Regions from separate parts of the Homo sapiens genome. Here region 2 is linked to region 1. The links are chromatin contacts, found by Hi-C or POLR2A ChIA-PET in ENCODE. All regions are on one chromosome and are shown on one strand. Each heading gives the region's core, a stretch centred on a gene start or an enhancer-like site at or near the end of the contact. The rest is flanking DNA. Distances are from core to core; before and after follow the strand shown. Region 1 holds the start of MYB (MYB proto-oncogene, transcription factor). Region 2 overlaps MAP3K5 (mitogen-activated protein kinase kinase kinase 5).

The links. Hi-C counts contacts between places; a loop is a spot of excess contacts on that map. ChIA-PET counts read pairs that join two places held with the same protein, here RNA polymerase II (POLR2A). Pooled maps may share reads with other maps.
Region 2: a pooled map shows a loop between it and region 1 (2.9-fold over the local background). The contact joins the enhancer-like site here to the promoter of MYB in region 1. A Hi-C loop is called at or near these places in 2 of 37 single-sample maps with no recorded cell type and 4 of 50 pooled maps. POLR2A ChIA-PET finds 5 or more read pairs at or near these places in 1 of 52 experiments (activated T-cell).

The regions. Positions count from the first base shown.
Region 1 is chr6:135,179,733-135,182,680 of GRCh38, reverse strand. It overlaps MYB (MYB proto-oncogene, transcription factor), which reads right to left and starts at 1,373. Exons shown (of 16, transcript NM_001130173.2): 1 at 1,145-1,373. The coding sequence starts at 1,167. RefSeq lists silencers at 126-205, 1,255-1,304, 1,365-1,584, 1,655-1,704, 2,145-2,254.
Region 2 is chr6:136,750,325-136,753,272 of GRCh38, reverse strand. The region is part of intron 1 of MAP3K5 (mitogen-activated protein kinase kinase kinase 5); the gene reads left to right. Among named protein-coding and RNA genes, the nearest start is that of MAP3K5-AS2, 32 kb to the left of the region's middle. RefSeq lists enhancers at 304-353, 1,546-1,645. Within about 2 kb of position 1,497, at least 11 of the 41 ENCODE cell types and tissues checked have a DNase peak (open chromatin) inside an H3K27ac peak, as active enhancers do.

The sequences.
Region 1 (2,948 bases), core at 124-2,623:
CCATGGACTTCGCCTTAGAACTCCTTCGCGAGGGTCTGTCCGGTCACCGCGCCTCGGCCGGGGCGACCTAAGGCGGCTGAAGGAGGGTGCGAGAAGGCGCGGCGACCTCAGCCGCATCCACGTGTGCGCGCCGCGCAGGGACCTTTCGCCTGGGGGCAGAGCCCGCGGGGATCGCGTCCCGGTTGCGCGGCAGCGGCCTTGGGTGCTGCCGGCCTCTGTCCCCTTGAGCCGAGTGGCGACTGCGACGGCTGCCGAGCTAGCCCTGGCACCCGCCGCTCGCAGGGAGCCCCGGCGTGTGCTGCTGGGAAAGTCCAGAGGCCGGTGGAGACTGGGGAACGAGCAACTGACAGTTCGGACGAGGATTTCCCTCCTCCTCCTCCTCTCCCTCTTCCCATCTGTCCGGCCAAAAATGTGAAGGGACTGCACCCATCTTCCCGGCGAGCCTCCCTAAGTGCAGTGACATGTGCGACGGCGGCGCGTGTGGGTGCGCGTGCAATGTTTGCAGTGGAAGTAAAAGCCTTTCAGAGAAAAATGATTCGAACCTCCAAAACCAGGTCTTAAGACAATTTGCAAAAGTAGAGACCCCTTTATCCCCCTAAAATCTGCTTTTCAGCCGCCTGTCAGCTGACACTGGTCCTCGCCTCCATAAAGAATGAATGAAATTTAAATGAACTACCTGCAGCTACTAAACAATCCAGCATTTTCCCTGTATCTGCCATATGCTCTGCACTTCCAAGTCCAAACATATCTCAATGCATCCAGCAATTACGCTGCGGATCCCTCGCCGACACCCGCGGCATCAAGCCAGGCACCTGGTGGGCTCCCCGGGGCTGGTGGGCACCGCTCTGCCCTCGGCTGGAACGTGCTTTCTTTTTCCCCCTAAAGAAAAATGTATCCCCATGCAACTTGCAAAATGAGCCGCAGGGCGTGCTTCCCAACGTCCGGATACATTTCCCGCAAAGACTCTTCCATTCATCAGTCTCTGGAGCGGCTTCTGCTGCCGAGGCAGGGGCTCCAGGTCCTCGGAGGGTCTGACAGCCCCTCAGATGATCCCGGAACGAATTCCCACCTGCTCCCGGGAGCCTGGCGCCCCGCGCGCCCCCGCGCGCCCCCGCCCTCGGCCGCCCGCCCGGCTCCCCGTTACCTGTGCCGGGGTCTTCGGGCCATGGCGCGGCGGGCGCGGGGCTCCGCCGAGAGCCGCGGGGACCGCACCGGGCTGCCGCCTCCCGCTGCCCGCCGCCTGCCTGCGTCCCTCCCCGGCTGCGCAGCGGCGCTCCGCACCGCTGGGGCGAAGTTTCTCAGGAGAAAGAGGAGGAGGAGGTCACGGAGGAGGAGGAGAAGGAGGAGGAGGAAACAGGTTGATATTAAAGTGTAAACTCTGTAAACAGAGATGCCATCAAACAAAGAGCTTTGGACACTCCCCCTCCCGCCAAATCTGGCGCCCCTGCAGTGCGCACGCGCCCTGCCCGCCGCCTCCGCGGTCGCCCTGGCTGCCGCCCGCGGGGCTGCCGGGCTGGCCGGGTCGCCGCTCCCATTCGGCGCTCGCGCCGCCGCGGTGCGCCTAGCGCGCCGCGAGGCCCGGGAGGCGCGCGGGCAGGGAGCCCGGGGCCAGGGAGGGGTGGCCGGGGGCCGCGACGGCGCCTTTTCCTGAGCAAACCCCGCTCCCGGGTCGCGGCGGCGCCGACCCGCGCCCAGTCCCGCCGCCTCCCCTCCTCCCTGGCTGCCGCACCGCGGTCGCCCGGCTCCGCGTGCTCCCGGGCAGCGGGACCAGAGCTCCTCCAGCTCCCACTCACTGTCGCGGGGGCGGCAAGCGGTGGGGGGAAATTCCCGCACAGAAGATTGGATTTTCGTCAAGGTTTACAACTGTGCCCTCTGGAGACGGGGAAATTAGGAGTTGGAGGAGTAGGGGATGTGAGCATATGTATTCATAGGCTGTTTGGCTAGGGTTTTTTTTCCTTCTTCTTAAATAAATAACATCTCTAATTTAACTTGTTAGTGACAAAGGACGCTTCAATACAAGTGGGCGGCAACCATCACCGCTCACTAATGGAGCGCCCCAGCGGAGCTTTCACTCCCCTCCCGGATCCTGCAGCCGCCACCGTCGTATTGTCACATGTCCTTCACTCTCACCCCAGCACACACCCGGGCCCCACCCACCCCGCCCCGCCCGGCCCAGGCGGTGCCCACCGCACACCTTTGCTCCCCTCCCTGCACAGAGCGCGCACCCTGGATTGCACACCTGCAAAAAAAAAAAAAAAAAAAAAAAAAAAAAAAAAATACACGGGGGTCCAGACAGCCCGCCCCTAGCAGAACTCAGGAAACCCCACGTTTGCATGCATGGTTTTAGAAGTAAAACAGTTTGTGATTTTGGAGGTCGGTATCCCTGCTTAGTGTCATTTGAGGGCTCTATTTTACGAGATAAAAGTCAGCAAAGGCTTTCGTGTTGTTTAATGAGGGTCTCCAGAAGTAAAGGAAGAAGATAAGTGCTGAATTTATAAGGATTGATGACTGGGGGGATTTTAGGGGAGTTTTAGTTTTACTTCCGTTTATAGATTAGAACCATTGGGGATTTTTTTTTCATTCTCTGTACACACTAATGTATTTTTCCTTTAATCTTTTAGGAGTTTGAGACTTCTGCTGACTGGGTTTGTGGGTGTCCCATGTGCCCCAGCAGTTCAAACTTAGCTCAGAAAGCATTTTTTCTTACTAAAAAAGCATGTTCTTACTAAAATGAGTCATAATTTTATTAAACGGTGAAGCATGCGAGGTTTCAAGACTATCTGGTGTTTTAGACTTTCTTTAAAATTGTTATATAGTTTAAATCTTTATCAAGTGTTAGTTGCTAGTAAGGTTTTAACATTCCTTTCCTCCTGAGAAGAAAATAACACTGAAACAAAATTATTGTGAGATATTTCGGATCACAATTACAAAGGACAAGGCAAATTAAT
Region 2 (2,948 bases), core at 248-2,747, 1.6 Mb before region 1:
GGCCTATTATTGTTTTAATGGACTGACAACTCAGATGTATTTAAATACAGTCTTCCCATGTTAAAAACAAAAGTACTTAAAGTGTAGACATTCTTTTTTTATGCATCTGTGGGTCCTAAAGTGTGTGTTAGAAAAATGTCACCCAATAAACAGGCAGATAAATAAATTAATAGTGGGTTCCTGTTGGGATAAGTACCAGGAAGGAAAGAGAAAGTGTTGGAGGGCACAGAGGTAGGCTAGAGCTAGGGATTATAAATTTGGGGGTGGGGCATGTGGGCAAGAACTATGGGGTGGTGGTGTTGGTAACCAGGCCTGAGTGGTGTGAAGGAGCCATGCAGAGATCTGGGATGAGCATGTACCAGGCAGAGGGAGCAGAGTCTGCCTTCTAAAAGCTGACCTTTGCACTTGCAGCCTGACCCCTTTCTCTTTCCCCTCCAGCCATTGTCCCAGCCACGCTGAACTTCTGCCCTTTCACAGCTCTGTGCTTTTGCATAACTGCCTTTATCTGGAGTGCCCTTCATCTTCTTCCTGGAGTAAAGTCACACTCAGAACCCAGCTAAAGGCTGGGCCCAGTGGCTCACACCCATAATCCCAGCACTCTGGGAGGCCGAGGAGGGCGGATCACCTGAGGTCACGGGTTTGAGACCAGCCTGGCCAAAATGGCGAAACCCCATCTCTACTAAAAATACAAAAATGAGCTGGGTGTGGTGGCACGCGCCTGTAATCCCAGCTACTCGGGAGGCTGAAGTAGGAGAATCGCTTGAACCCAGGAGGTGGAGGTTGCAGTGAGCCAAGATCACGCCATTGCACTCCAGCCTGGAAGACAGAGCGAGACTCCATCTTAAAAACAAACAAACAAAAAAACCCAGCTGAAATGGCAGATATGACCCACCTTCCCACCCAGCTCCCAACCTTCCTCCTCAGGAAGAGCTGGGCTCTCTGACTGTGTTGTTTCCTCGGCACCATCCCTGTTTCTAATACAGCCCTTATTGATTTGAAAGGTAGGTGGTGTGCTTAAAAGTCTCCTCCCCCACTAACTGTAAGTCCCTAAGAACAGGGACTATGACTTGATCATCTCTGTAGTGCCAGGGCCTAGAACCTTGCCTGGGACAGGGTAGATGCTAACTCATTGTGGAGTGCATGAATGAATGAGGGAGAGAGGGAACGGGAGAAGGAGGGATGGAAGTAGGAATGAAGGGAGGCAGAGAACCAATGTAAAAATTTTTTTTGAACTCTGAAGCACACTGAGAAAAAGGCTCTAGAATGAAAAGTAAATTAAGATGACTTAAAAAATAATACCAGAGATGTTTCTATAAATTTAACTAGAATCCAACTGATTACTGTGGTCACTGGGATTCTATCAAGCCATAAATCAAACTGAAAGTTCACCTATGTCTCAAGGGTGGCAACCTTCCGAAAGTAGGAGTGGCTTGGCTTCGTTCTTTTAAGTTCATGTGTTTTCGATATTTTACATGTTTGGTGGCTTCGATTACAAGAATGCAAGCCTAAATCTACTTTCTGTATAACCACATCCCTTTAGCAGCCTGCATTAGCAAATCATACTCTGGGCCAGAAAAAGAGAAGCATACCAATATGCTTTCTTCCTCTTAAGCAGTCTTCACAGTTTTTCTAGGCTGAGGTCACATCTTTAAACTTCATAAAACATTACTGCCTGATTGTTGAGTGGGATGGGAAGGGAGCGTTTAATTCAGCACCTGCAAGCTGCAACTGCCAGCAGATTTCTGCATTCAGAGGCATTTTGGTGTTTGTGTATGCATAGGACAGAAGGAAGAAATAAGCAGGCCTTTATCAGTATGTTCTTTTCTAAAGATCATTACTAGATTTGACCAAAGTTCTCATAACTATATTTAACAGTCTATCAGTGCTTTCTTGAGTGTTTCCTTAATGCTAGTAAATTCTAACTCTCACAAATTCCCATGGGCTACAGCAGTGCCATCTGGAATTTAGTTCCTTTTACTAATCTGTGATTTAAACATCAGAAAGATATTGCCATAATTCCCAAATAAACACTTAACATGTGTGGGAAGGTTCAGGATAATGGGCCTTCTGATGACCTAATAAAAAATGAAGGTGGTAAAATCATAAGCCAAAAAAAAAAAAAGCAGCCAGAGCCCACAGAGAAGCAGAGATTATCAGCAGATTTGTGCAGAGAAATCTGCATTAGAGCAAAAGAATGCTACTCGGGGATGAAGTGGTGAAAAAGTGGGGAAAAAAACAACTCACTGGGGTTATAAGTCATGAGAAAATTTGACCTCAGAAGGGTCCCAAAAGAGAGGAACGTATTCTCTGGTTAGTCATTCTGATGAGCTGAGTTGAAAAGTTATTTCAGAAAAAATTTCTGAAGAAACTCAGAACTTTTGACATCCCGAAATACTAAGTAGGAATATTTGTGGAAATTTTTGCATTTTGTAGTTGATCCTTAGGAGCAGGAGACAATTGTGTAAACACACTGCAGGACTAGGACTCAGGATGACTTTCTTTAGAAGGAGGAAGAAGATGAAATGTGTGAGAATGACAGGATTTTCACAAGTTTAAGACCTTTCTCCAATTGAAACGAAAGATAAATTAGGGGAAAAGGCTGAAGTTTTTCATCTAGATTCAGAAATGCTTTCAAAAAGCAACACATTCTAAATCTATCTAAAGATGCCACATGATCTTGTCGAAACGGTAATTTGACAAATTATTTTTAACAACAAAAATACTCAAGTGCTACATGAACAATTCACCCCTTCATCGTTGAAGAGAACTGCTGGTTCTCAGCAGTCCTGCAAAACACCTCACTGGCATGAGAAGAGGTATTTATGGTCTTTTAGAGATCTGCAGGAAATGTTTTTGAACTAATCTGTATTAACTACTGAAAAACTGGCAGGACAAGGCTGGGTGCGGTGGCTCACGCTTGTAATCCCAGCACTTTGGGAGGCCGAGGC